Linked DNA regions of Homo sapiens: region 1 is linked to region 2. A link is a contact called in ENCODE Hi-C or POLR2A ChIA-PET data. All regions are on one chromosome and are shown on one strand. The core of a region is the stretch at or near the end of the contact, and the rest is flanking DNA. Distances in the headings are between cores, read along the strand shown.

The links. Hi-C counts contacts between places; a loop is a spot of excess contacts on that map. ChIA-PET counts read pairs that join two places held with the same protein, here RNA polymerase II (POLR2A). Pooled maps may share reads with other maps.
Region 1: a loop to region 2 is called in a pooled map, with 4 times the contacts of the local background. The contact joins the promoter of CISTR here to the promoter of ARF3 in region 2. A Hi-C loop is called at or near these places in 1 of 50 pooled maps. POLR2A ChIA-PET finds 5 or more read pairs at or near these places in 2 of 52 experiments (AG04449 and CD8-positive, alpha-beta memory T cell).

The regions. Positions count from the first base shown.
Region 1 is chr12:53,747,615-53,753,631 of GRCh38, forward strand. It overlaps CISTR (chondrogenesis-associated transcript), which reads right to left and starts at 4,365. Exons shown (of 3, transcript NR_186108.1): 1 at 4,160-4,365; 2 at 2,703-3,351. All of the region lies in intron 1 of LOC105378250 (a long non-coding RNA gene), which reads left to right. RefSeq lists enhancers at 123-651, 652-1,179, 2,740-3,328 and a silencer at 3,945-4,214.
Region 2 is chr12:48,954,871-48,961,133 of GRCh38, forward strand. ARF3 (ARF GTPase 3) reads right to left here and starts at 2,617. Exons shown (of 5, transcript NM_001659.3): 1 at 2,440-2,617. LOC124903110 (small nucleolar RNA U13) reads right to left here and starts at 5,966; the gene lies at 5,868-5,966. RefSeq lists enhancers at 814-1,809, 1,865-1,944 and a silencer at 5,053-5,262.

The sequences.
Region 1 (6,017 bases), core at 3,115-5,614, 4.8 Mb after region 2:
AGTTACTGGGGGTGGTGGGTCGGGAGGCATATTAAAAGGAATTGAGTTCCACTGATTTAGGCACTGATTTGGGGAGAACTGATAAAATAGGAGCTGACCATTTTACTGGGGACTTACTATGTACAGGGTAGGTCTACAGGTGCTATGAGGGGATAAAAGACGCACTCCACCTATTTCCTGCTCCCCTTCCTGTGTTTTGAGACCTGCCACATCTCCCTGCACTTGTTGCTCCATGTGTGTCTGAGGGGTGCAAGGTGCTGCCGGGCTGGGGATGTGGAGACAACTCTCCCAAGCAGTTTGTGACCTTCCCACACCCCCTTCCAGTAAAGCTCCTCCAGTCGGCTTCCCACCTCTCCTCATTCCTTTTCTCTTAGAATGTACAAGACATGTAGATATCTGGGTGGGAGAGGGGGCCCTTGGGTGCCCTCCCAGAATTTCCAGTGGCTCCCAGTGGAGGAACTGGGTTGGGGGCAGTGGTAAGCCATACTATCCCGAGAGGCCAGGGGAGCAGGCAGGGAGGGGATCTCCATTTGGAGTGTGGAGAATGTTCGATGAGGAGGAGAATGCTGCAGTCAGAGACCGCGCTGCATCCTAATCAGCGCTGCGGAGGCTGCACCGCGGGCCGTCAATCTTCCACACAAAGGGCCGCCCGCCCTCTTCCCTCTCCAAGCCCTCCGCGCCAGCGCCCCCCCAACTCCATCCCCAACACTGCGGGGCAGGAAAAGAGGCAGAGAAGGGGGGAGATGACGGACACACAGACAGGGACAGAAAGACCCAGTAAATTGAAGCCAAGATGGACAGAGTGGGACCCATAAGGCAGAGTGGGTCCCAGCACTCTGGAGATGAAGAGAGACGGACAGAGGGAACAGAGACACTGCCGAGTGGAAAGGGAAAGACAGAGGAGAGACAGACCTAGAGACAGGACAGAGCCAAGACAGAGGAGCATCCAGAGAGCAGACAGAAAGATCGAAGACTCACACAAGGCCAGAGCCACCCAGAAACCAGCCATAGCAGAGCAGTCACGGACACAGAGGCATGAGAAGGTCCCAGGCCCAGGGAGAAACTGAAAGCCATGTACCCCGAGCCAAAGGCACACTGACCCAGGGCCAGGACCAGGGCCAGGGCCAGGGCCGATAATATACCAGAATGTATCAGTAGACTGAGAGAAGCAGAGAAGGGGAGGGAGAAGATGGGTTTCCAAGGAGAAAGGAAATGAGAGTGATGGTGGGGAGGCAGTAAGAAGGGTCAGGTAGAGGTTGCAGGGGGTGAGATGGGGATTCTGGGTTGAGGGCTCTGCTGGCCTTCCAGGGCCTGGGACTCAGGTGGGCGGGGAGGCCTATATGTGTGAGTGTGTATGGGTGTGTGTGTGTTGTGTGTGTGTGTGAGCAGGAACCTGGCAATTCCAAGCTCTTCAAAATGCCAGAGTTGTCTGGTGCTGAACCAGACAGCCACACACCCTCCCTCTGCATGGACAGCTTGGAGCAGTTATGGTGGGGTGTAGGGGAGAGAACAGAAGAAAGATGGAAGTTAGAGAAAGACTGAGAAAGAAAAAGAATGGCAGAGCCCCAGCAGAGATCAAGGGGAGAGAAAATGATATTGAAAAAGGGAGTAGAGAAATTGGCAGAGGACAGTCAGAGAAAGACAGAGGTGGAGAAAGAAATATGATGGAGGCAAGAAGTGTGTGTGTGTGTGTGTATATATATATATAAAAGACAGGGAGCAGAGAGTGCCTCTAACTGCAGGAGGGCGAGAGGGGCACGGAGAGAGAGGGGGCTGTTGAGAGGGAGGCAGACTAAGGGGAAATGGGGAGGGAAGGCAGGCAGGGCACCTATCTACCTGGAGATGCTGGGCTGGAATCAACCCAGCATCATGTTTACCTGATGAAACAACCCTGCAGTGAGTTGGGGAGGCAATCAATGAGTTTTTCTTTCTTTCTTTTTTTTTAGGGTGACCCTGTCATTTTCTTTAAGTACAAAGAACCTATTCCAATGCATGCTATCTCCTTTAACATAGCAGGTTTCAGCAACTGCTGCAGGTGCCTGGGTCATTCCTGGCAATTTCTCTTTGGGGATCACCTTTAGAGCCTGCAGTATAGCTCTGAGCATCTGCACCAGAGGCAAATTTGTATCCTTTAGGGGTAGATCTAATTTTTGAAAACAGCCTAAGTGTTAGCAATCAAGGCTGGAGAGTCAGGTGAGGACCCAGCTGGGGAGCAGTATTTCCAGTTAAAAAGAAGGTGAAAATGGGAAGACATAGAGGAGGGTGTGCCCTCCTCCAAAGTGGCTCTGAAAGGCAATCCTGAAGGGGAACCTTGCAAGATATGACAGAAGGAGATCTTCCAGTGGCTGCTTGAGGGCCAGTTTCATTTTTCTGTCTATTAAAACTGGGCAGTAATGTTCCCAGGAGCATTCACAACCTGGCACTGGAGGGATGAGGCCTGGCATCTGATGATCTTGGGCACAGTGGTGCTGGCCTTGGGGATCTTACAGTCATCCTCCCTGCCAACATTATGTTTATAGGTGCAAAGTTACCCCGTTGACATTCACCACAGCAAAGATCAACAAGTGCAAATGACTAGGGCAAATTCAGAATCCAAGCCAGTTAGTTCATCAGGGAAGGCTGCTAGGAGTGGGGGAGTTAGAGAGGTGTGCAAAGAGAAACCCAACAGGGCATGCAATAGATTAGGAGAAGAGCAGGAGTACCTCTGGCTGATGGTGCTGAGGCAGGTGAGCAAACCACAAATGAGGCTGTGGACAGCTTTGCTAGCCTGGAGCAACGAGCTGGATTCAGGAACCAGCATGAAGGGGAATGGAAGGGGGCAGGTTTTGAAGTCAGGCTGGGTGATCTGAATTTGCTGAGAGAAACTGGGGCCCAATGGGGATGCACTAACGTGTCAGGTAGAGTGTGTGAGTGTGTGTGTGTGTGCACTCACACTTGTCTGGATAGGTGTGTACTTAAGTTTGCATGTTTTTTTCTGTGTGCGTGTGTAGGGGCATATACATCCAGGTGGCTTTGTGCCATGTGGCTTTGTACCCCAGGCTCTTGTCTATCCATCTGTGTGACTGGCATGTGGCTATGCCTGAATGCGTTTGTTCATTTGTGTGTTTCCATGTGGTCATGTGCGAATGGTATCTCAGTTGCTTTTTGTGTATTTTACTTGGCTACGTGTGGCGAAGGGCAGCGTGTGTGTTTTGCGCGCGTGTGTGTGTGCGTGCTCGTGTCTGCAGGAGGAGTGGGGCCGGCAGGGAGCCCTGGCTACCCAAGCATTGCCGTCTGTCTCTCTCCCTCCACTGGCTCCATCTGCCGTCGCTGAGGTCGTGACAAGGAGGCAAACAGCAAAACGGCAAACAGCTACGGCGGGAGAAACAAGAACATTGTAAGCCCCGCGCAGACTGTCCCTGTGGAGGAGAAAGGCACATGAGCAGCCAAAGGGACGGACACTCACACACACACACACGCACACACTCACTCCTGCGCACACAGGCTGCTCCGCGGACACGCTTCACGGAGCAGGTGTGCCCACGCGCAATACCCTCCTGGCCCACAGGCCTCCGCACGCACAGGACACACACACACACTCTCTCCTGGCCTCCCTCCCGCCGCCCCTCCTCTGAGCCCTGCGGCCCGGCCTTCCGCACCTCCCAACGCCTGCAGGGGTTGGGGGCGCTGGGGCTCGGGGCGCTCACTCGGACCTCGGAGCCAATCGCCAGAGATCTAATGGCTCCTTTGGCAGTGGGAAGGGGTGTGCGTGGGTGTCCTCTCCTTCACTCTTTCCCCAGCCCTGTCGCCTCCCACCCCCCTTCCGGCCGCGGCAGTTTCCGAAATCGCCCGGCGGCCGCGAATTCATTAGTGGGGGGCGGATGTAAACGCAGCGCGGTGGAACGTTTTAATTAGGCCTGAACAATAAACAAGCTAAACGAGGCGCGCAGGACTCCCTGGTGGGCCCTCAGCCTCCTCCGCGCGGCGCGGACTCATTACGGCTGCAGCCAATTTCATGCCAGCGCCGAGCACTGGCTGGGCCGGGAGTGGGGTCGGGGGTGCGTGCGGGTGCGATCCGGGCCTGCAGGGTGCGGAGCGGGGGCGTCCCGGGGCGAGGGCAGCGGGCCGGTTCCCGCCCGCCCGGGGCCGCGGCTTCCGCATTTCTGCACCATCCACCTGCCTTTTTCAGTGTCCTTGAGATGACGCTCCCTCCCCACACCAGAGCGGCCGGCTGGAGAGTCTAGCTTGCTTTTTAGGGTCTCTCTCCCGCCTCTTTTCCTCCCCCGCTCCCTCTCTCCTTGCGGCTGACTCCAGCTCCCCCTCGGTGCCCGTAACCCTCCTTTCCTCTTTTTGCCGCAGTCTCCGTCTCTCTTCCACAGGGTCTCTCCCTCCCCCTCTCCCCGTGGTTGTCAGACTTTCTCCTGGACTTTCTCCGCCCCGCACCGCCCGCCCCGGATGCCGAGCGTGGTAGACTCTGCAGCCGGGCTCCTCGCTGCCCGCTGGCGCTGCCTACACCCCCTTGGGCTCCCCTCCAAGGTCCCCTCCGCTCGCCCCTCTCTGCCCGCTGCCGCCGCCGCCGCCGCCTTCCAGGCCTCTCTCCACCCTCTGTCTCTTTCTGCCTGGGTTCTTCCTTTGGGCCGTCTACCCTCGGGTTTCAGGTTGGGCATTGCTCCCGCACCCTACTAATTGGGGCTCTTCTGGACCGATCCAACCAGCGAAGTCGAATTTGGCTCGTGTCCTTCTCTCCCTTTTTTGCGAAGCTGCAGACACTGCTTGCTGGCCCTCCGGCTCTGCCGGGACTTCCCTGGTTCTAGGTGGCGGTGGGTCTGTGGCTAAGTTTGAATCCCAGCCCTGGGCCTCACCATGTGAGTCTTAACCTGGGCTTGCTCAGCTGTAAAATGTAGGAAATAATTTTAGGTGCTTCATGTTGTGGGAATTAGCGCTGTGATAACGAATGTAACATGCTTGGCACATGGGACTTAGTCTATTAGCTCTTCCCTTCTGCCTTTCCTCAATCTGCTCCTCTCCCTAGCCTGGAGCTTTCTTAAAGGGTTTTGAGGAGAGAAAAACCAAGGTCACAGACTTTATAGGCCCCCCAAAATTGAATATCAGAAATTGTAAATGGTTCAACCTAACAAATGCACTAGGCTCTGATTGCAAGAAGTGCTGCTGAGTGTGTACAAGAAGGGAGGACCGGGATTGGACTGAACTGCAGAACAAAGGAAACCATGTGGACTGGCACACTGGACTGAGCAAATTAAAACCTAAGGGACACGTCAACCCGCATTAGTCCTGCCTCAGCAGTATGGCTGCCCTCTTAGGGCTGCAGAGTCATGGGACTGTGTCCTCTTGGGGGCTGCAGTGGATCTAGGAGTCCAGCTCCCCCAAGACTCCTGCACCAAGGCAGGAACCAGACTCCTAGAACCTCATACCATCATACTTCTCTCCCATCTATACATCACACACACACACACACACACACACACACACACACACAGAGAGAGACACACGTGTCCTTTGAGATTTTTAAAGGAAAATTACAAAGTGTGGGCCTGGAATTCTGTCTCTGCTTCAGTTTCTTTCCCTAGTTCCCTCCTGACTCCTAAGAAGCAGAATCAGCGAGTCGCACACCTTCCCCTGTGTGTGCTGCCCATTGTATTGGGCACTGAGGGGAGATCCAGAGGGAGGAGCACAAATCCTGCCCTGCTGGAACTCCTAGGCTCATGGTAAGATGAGGCTGGTCGTCAAGACCAACCAAGAGGCATGGAGCTCTGGGCATGCCCTCAACAAAGGCTTATCAGTTGAGTTGGTCAGGAGCAGCTGGAACAAGTCCTGTGACTCTGGCACTGGGGAGACCAGGAATGACCAAACAAGAAAGGGTGGAGGAAGATCTGAAGGAAGTCTAGGAGGGTTCCTAGAGGATAGGGAGAATGGTATTCATTTAGTTAGCAGGGAGCAGCAAAACTGAAAGAAGAGAACTAGCAAGTTAGAGCTCTCAGTGAAGTGCATTATCTTGGGGTAAGGGATGGCTAATGTGA
Region 2 (6,263 bases), core at 1,367-3,866:
TCGCTGGGCATGGTGGCACACGCATGTGGTCCCAGCTACTTGAGAAGCTGAAGTACAGGATGGCTTGAGGCCAGCTCGAGGCTGCAGTGAGTTATGATCACACCACTGCCCTCCAGCCTGGGTGGATAAAAATAAAGGTATATAGGGAAGCAGATTCTACAATTTCCTTCAGTTACATACTCAACTTTAACCAACCTGGTTTTAAAGAAGTTCCTCCTTCTAACCAATAAATCCCACCCTCTATCCTGAGTCCACTTCCTCTTATTATGACTCTAGTGTAAAAGAGTAGGGTGAACACACACTACAATATGACTCTTTGTGCACTTAGTATTTCACTCACTTCCACTCTTTCCAGTCTGCTCTCCTTTATACTTGCATTCAGTATAATAATAGCAGCTACCATTCACTGGTACCAATTCTGTACCTGACACCACACATATACATATATTGGTCCCTCCTCCAAACTCTCCAGGATCCCAATTCATATATAACACTTTGAAAGACTTAGGTCTGATGGAGAGACCCCTTTGCCCACAATGGGGAAGCAGGAAATCTGGGACTGCAGATAATGACTCTGTGTTCTAGTAATATTTTTCTTTTTGGGTCTTAAGTTTCCATTATCTATGCCTATTCTGTGCCTCTTAGGAAGGCAGAGACACAAAAACTTCTTAATTACAAAGGCTAAGGGTCTTTGTACCCTTGCTAAGCTATTTCCAGGCACTTCTGCTGACAGCCAAGCCATCTCTTGCCCTTTCCTTAAACTACAGTTAGAAAGCTTGTTGAGTTCTATCTATTTACATTCTAAATTCATCATGGGTACCTACTGTTTGCATGGGCATTGTGGAAGAGGAGACGAAATCCAGTTCCTGCAGTCGAAAAGCGTCTAGTCTCTTTGGAAAAGCAAGATAGACAACTATAAAAATTCTAACTATGCAAGGTAATAATTCTATGCTGGGAAACAGGACGCATGTGAATATGTGATACATGGGAGCCTTTCCTGGCTGAATCCAAGGTCAATCATTCATTCGGTGAAAAGCTGAACCTTAATGGATTAGTTTCTTTCTTAGAATGAACTTTTACAGACATGTTTTTCAAACTCAAGTCCAATGGGCTATGATAATCCACTGTCCCATAACACTGTCCCATGTCCCAAGTCACGGCAAGTGGAAACACCTACCCCAACAACAAGCCCAAGACAAAATAGCAGCAAAGACTGTTACTACCTACCTGATTGAGGACAGGGAAGGAGGTATGCAGCGACTAGATTCTGTCCTGTTGCACTGACCCAAGCAATCAGACTCTTGCAGCAGATCTCCTCCCAATAAAACTTTCATGCCATAGACCAGGGGTGACCCAATCCAACAACAGCAGAGACAGGTTTTAGGTTACATTTCTCCCTCACCGGGACGGCCTTACTATTTCTTCTCACTCCTGACCACATACCACAATCCTCCACCTCCACCACCACATTCCTCCTGGCCTGGAAAGATGGAGACCCGCCTTAATGCAATCAAGACGGGAATTCCCCCAAAATAACAGCTACCACTTTGCTAATCAAGTGGCCCGTTTTAACAGGGAACTCCACCTCCCCAACTCCCGCCCCTTCCCTCAAACGATTCGCGTAAGCAATGGCTCCATTTTCTGTTCCGGGAATCCTGGTACTTCCTAAAGAAAGAAAGCGGATTGGAAGACACAAACTGAGGGCCAGTGACAAGATGCTCCCTCCTCCTGTGAGACCGCCCCCGCTCCGCCTGGGGAGGAAGGCCCCACCTCTCTTCTCCCAGGAAGATCAGATCCCCCTCCTCCTTCTCCTGCCTCCTCTCCACCCTCTCCCCACTTGCTGCCCTCTTCCCAACCTGCGGTTCCCTAGACTCGAAAGCGCAACCTCTACCACAATAGCGCCCATGTGGTGCCCCAGCAGCCTGCCCTGTTGGCTAACCCCCAACCCCCCTACGCACCCCTGCCCTATGATGGGGGAGGGGGTGTAACCACAGCAAGGCTTCTCTCCCGTCTCCTATTGCTAAGGTGGGGGAGGGAGAGGGAGTAGAAGAAAGCAGCATTCCCTAGCCCTTTAACAGAAAAGATACAAACAGCCATCACCGCCCCCTCATCACCTCTCCTCGGACGGTTTTCCTCTCCCTCAACAGCACACCTCCTGCAGGCGACAACCTAACTGCAGCCCAGGTCGCCCCCTTGAGCGAGGCGGAGGACAAATCCGTGTGCGCCCCCCACCCCCACCCCAGCTCTGCGTCCTTCAAATGCGGGGGCAGGCGTGAAGCTGGCCCGACGCACCCTCTCTGAGCTCTCGGGTGGGAAGAATCCCACCGCCCCACGCCAAGCAGTGCCGGGCGGGGCCCGGGAGGCGCTCTATCTCCTCAGCCCTCACCCTGACCGAGCCTCTTCTCTACCGGGACCCGCCTTCCCTTCCCAGCCTCTCACCTGTTCCTGCTATCAGCTGCGCCGCTGCGGCCGCCGCCTCTGCCCCGCAGGTTCCGCTCCGCTCCCTCTGGCTCCCCAAGCCGACTTCAGCCCGGCTGCTGCCCTGGCCCACTCCCCGGCTCCCTCCTTCCTTCCCTCCACCTAGCACCGGAAGCCGCGACGGCGACTGGAGCTGTGCGGCGTACCCCCACCCCCAGCCCGGGATACTTCCCACCTCCCCGATCGCGCGATAGCTGCGCGGTAGCTAGCGGCAGTTCTCGCGAGACCCATCACCATGGCAGCGGCTGCAGCACCGGCGGCCGGGCGCTGGAGCTGGAGTCAGGGCGGGGGCAGGTGTGGGGGCTGTGGGCGGCGGAGGCGGGAGCCGTGAATGGGGATGAGACAGTGAGGACTGAGGTGACAATCCCAAGCTCCAGGGTTGTGCCTGGAATTTAAGGACTGAGGCGGCAAGTTGGCTGCGTAGGAGACGGGCTGGGCTGCGGGGCCCAGGGGCTCCTTGGGCAAAGCCAGCATCGGGATATGGGTGAACAGTCGTTGCTGTGGCATGCCTTACCCAGCCAGACTTCATCTTTATTTCTTAATCTGGGCTAGCTGCCATCCCCTGAAAGCCCTCACCGCACCATTGTTGTTGCTCACTATTCCTGAGACTAGATTACTGTGGGGTCTGAATCAAGAGATCCTTTCCCATAAGGAAGAGGAAGGAGAGTGATGAACTTAAGAGGCTAAAGGAAAACAGCTGGACTCTGAGCCAGTTAAGTTGGAACTTGAAAGACGGAGAGTGGAAACCTAATATTCAGAAGTGTGGTTTGAGGAAGTGTGCCTAGATGAGTAGGGATTTTAGTATCCCAAGGAAAGGTGAAGGACTTTGCACCCATATTTCTTGCTTCCTACCCACTCCTACTTCCCTCACACTCCGTTTTGCACCTGGTCTAGACATGCAGAACTGCCTTGAAACAAAAATAGCTGTGATAGAAGGGCACTAGTAATGCTAAGAACAGAAGGTTCCTTTTTTTTTTTTTTTTTTTGAGACAAGAGTCTCACTCTGTCGCCCAGGCTGGAGTGCAATGGCACCATCTTGGCTCACTGCAACCTCTGCCTCCCGGGTTCAAGCGATTCTCCTGCCTCAGCCTCCTGAGTAGCTGGGATTACAGGCGTGAGCCACCGCGCCCGGCCAATAGAAGGTTCTCTAAGTGCCCTCTCTCCTCATTTACAGCAGTATAAGGGAATGAACACATGGCTCTTCCCTAAGGCTTGAGCCCAAATTGTTGCTCTTATGAATTTATTGCCTTGGTTGATTTTGTTTGTTTGTTTCCTTGCTTCCAAGAAGAACTAAGCTGGGGCCAGGCCCTGTGTTCACACTTGTAATCCCAGCACTTTGGCAGGCTGAAGTGGGCAGATCACTTAAGGTCAGGAGTTTGAGACCATCCTGGCCAATATGGTGAAACCCTGTCTCTACCAGAAAATACAAAAATTAGCCGGGCATGGTGGCACATACCTGTAATCCCAGCTACTTGAACTGAGGCCAGAGAATCGCTTGAACCTGGGAGGCGGAAGTTGCAGTGAGCCAAGATCGTACCACTGCACTCCAGCCTGGGCGACAGAGTAAGACTTTGTCTCAAAGAAAAAAAAAAAAAAAGCTGGTAGGTGCCATATATGTCGATCTCCTTGTCCTCATCAATCCCTGGTGTATGCACTTACAGTCCCTTAACCCAGTCTGTTCTCTCTCTTATGTTAACCTGATAACATGACCCTAGAATGTCAAGCTAAGGGGACCTTAATTTAAGATGGTAAGGGATGAGATGGATGACAAGGAACCTGTTTATAACAAGGAATTATATCTGTCCTGGGCACTGCTATTAAGGGCTGCTGCCCTGCTAATCTCTGTGGGTTGTTTTTGTTTTTGTGTGTGTGTTTGTTTGTTTGTTTGTTTGTTTGTTTTTGAGATGGAGTCTCGCTCTGTCACCCAGGCTGGAGTGCAGTGGTGCAATCTCAGCTCACTGCAACCTCCGCCTCCCAGGTTCAAGCGATTCTCCTGCCTCAGCCTCGCGAGTAGCTGGGACTACAGGTGTGTGCCACCATGCCCGGCCAATTTTTTGTTTTTTTAGTAGAGACAGGGTTTCACTGTGTTAGCCAGGATGATCTCAATCTCCTGACCTCGTGATCTGCCTGCCTCAGCCTCCCAAAGTGCTGGGATTACAGGCGTGAGCCACATCTCTGTGTTTTTTTAAGATACGGGGTCTCACTATGTTGCCCAGGCTGGAGTGCAGTGGCTATTCACAGGAGCGATCATAGCACACTTCAGTCTTGAATTCCTGGGTTCAAGTGATCCTCCTGTCTCAGCCTCATGAATAGCTGGGATTATAGACATGTGCCACTGTGCTGGGTAGTTCTGTCGGGTGTGTTTTTGTTGGTGGTTTTGTTTGTTTGTTTCTTGCTTTTTTTTTTTTTTCTGTTTTTGAAACTGGATCTTGGCCGGGAGCGGTGGCTCAAGCCTGTAATCCTAGCACTTTGGGAGGCCGAGGCAGGCGGATCACGAGTCACGAGGTCAGGAGATCGAGAACATCCTGGCTAACACGGTGAAACCCCGTCTCTACTAAAAATACAAAAAATTAGGCAGGCGTGGTGGCAGGCGCCTATAGTCCCAACTACTCCTGAGGCTGAGTCAGGAGAATGGCGTGAACCCGGGAGTTGGAGCTTGCAGTGAGCCGAGATCGCGCCACTGCACTCCAGCCGGGGCGATAGAGCAAGACTCCGTCTCAAAAAAAAAAAAAAGAAGAAAGAAAAAAAAAGAAACTGGGTCTTGCTGTGTTGCTGAGGCTGGAGTGTAGTGGCGCAATCGGCTCACTGCAGCCTCAACCTCCTGGGCTCAAGTGATCCTTACCACCTCAGCCTCCCAAGTAGCTGGGACTACAGGTGCACGCCACCATGCCTGGCTAATTTTTTTTTTTTTTTTTGAGACAGTTTCGCTCTTGTTGCCCAGGCTGGAGTGCAATGGCACAATCTCCGCTCACTGCAACCTCTGCCTCCTGTGTTCGGGTGACTCTCCTGTCTTAGCCTCCCAAGTAGCTGGGATTATAGGCATGTGCCACCACGCCCGGCTAATTTTTATATTTTTAGTAGAGACAGGGTTTCACTGTGTTGGTCAGGCTGGTCTTGAACTCCTGACCTCAGGTGATCCACCTGCCTCAGCCTCCCAAAGTGCTGGGATTACAGGCGTGAGCCACCATGCCCAGTCACCCAGCTAATTTTTATGCTATTTGTAGAGACAGGGTTTTGCCATGTTGCCCAGGCCAAACTCTTGAGCTCAAGCAGTCCTCCCATCTAGGCGTCCCAAAGTGTTGGGATTACAGGCATGAGCCACCGTGCCTAGCCCAGCTCTGTGTTTTTAAGGACAAAAGACACCTCCAGTATTTTGTTGTTGTTGTTCATGTCAAATGGATAGTGTGCCAATGTAACAAGGTTTGAGGGTGGCACATCTCACATGTGTGTAAGCACCCAGTCATTATGCTTATGAACTACAAAAGGATCTTCCTCCAGTATTATTACTCCTAGAGTGGGTTTTTTGATATTTCCATGTGATTACTCTTTCATTTATTTCTCTAGAAATTTCTAGTAACACTCCACCAGGTTATCCCACCATGCTGTCCACCAAAACTATGATTTATAAAACCTCCCTAGTGCCCTTACCACGTGCACATGCCTGTGGAACTCAGACAAGGAGGTGGAACCTGTTGATATTCCTGCCCAGTGCTTCAGATCTTCTCAAGGTTTTATCCCCAGTGCAATAGAAAGATGGAAATGGTGACAGTCTAATGTAGTAAGCA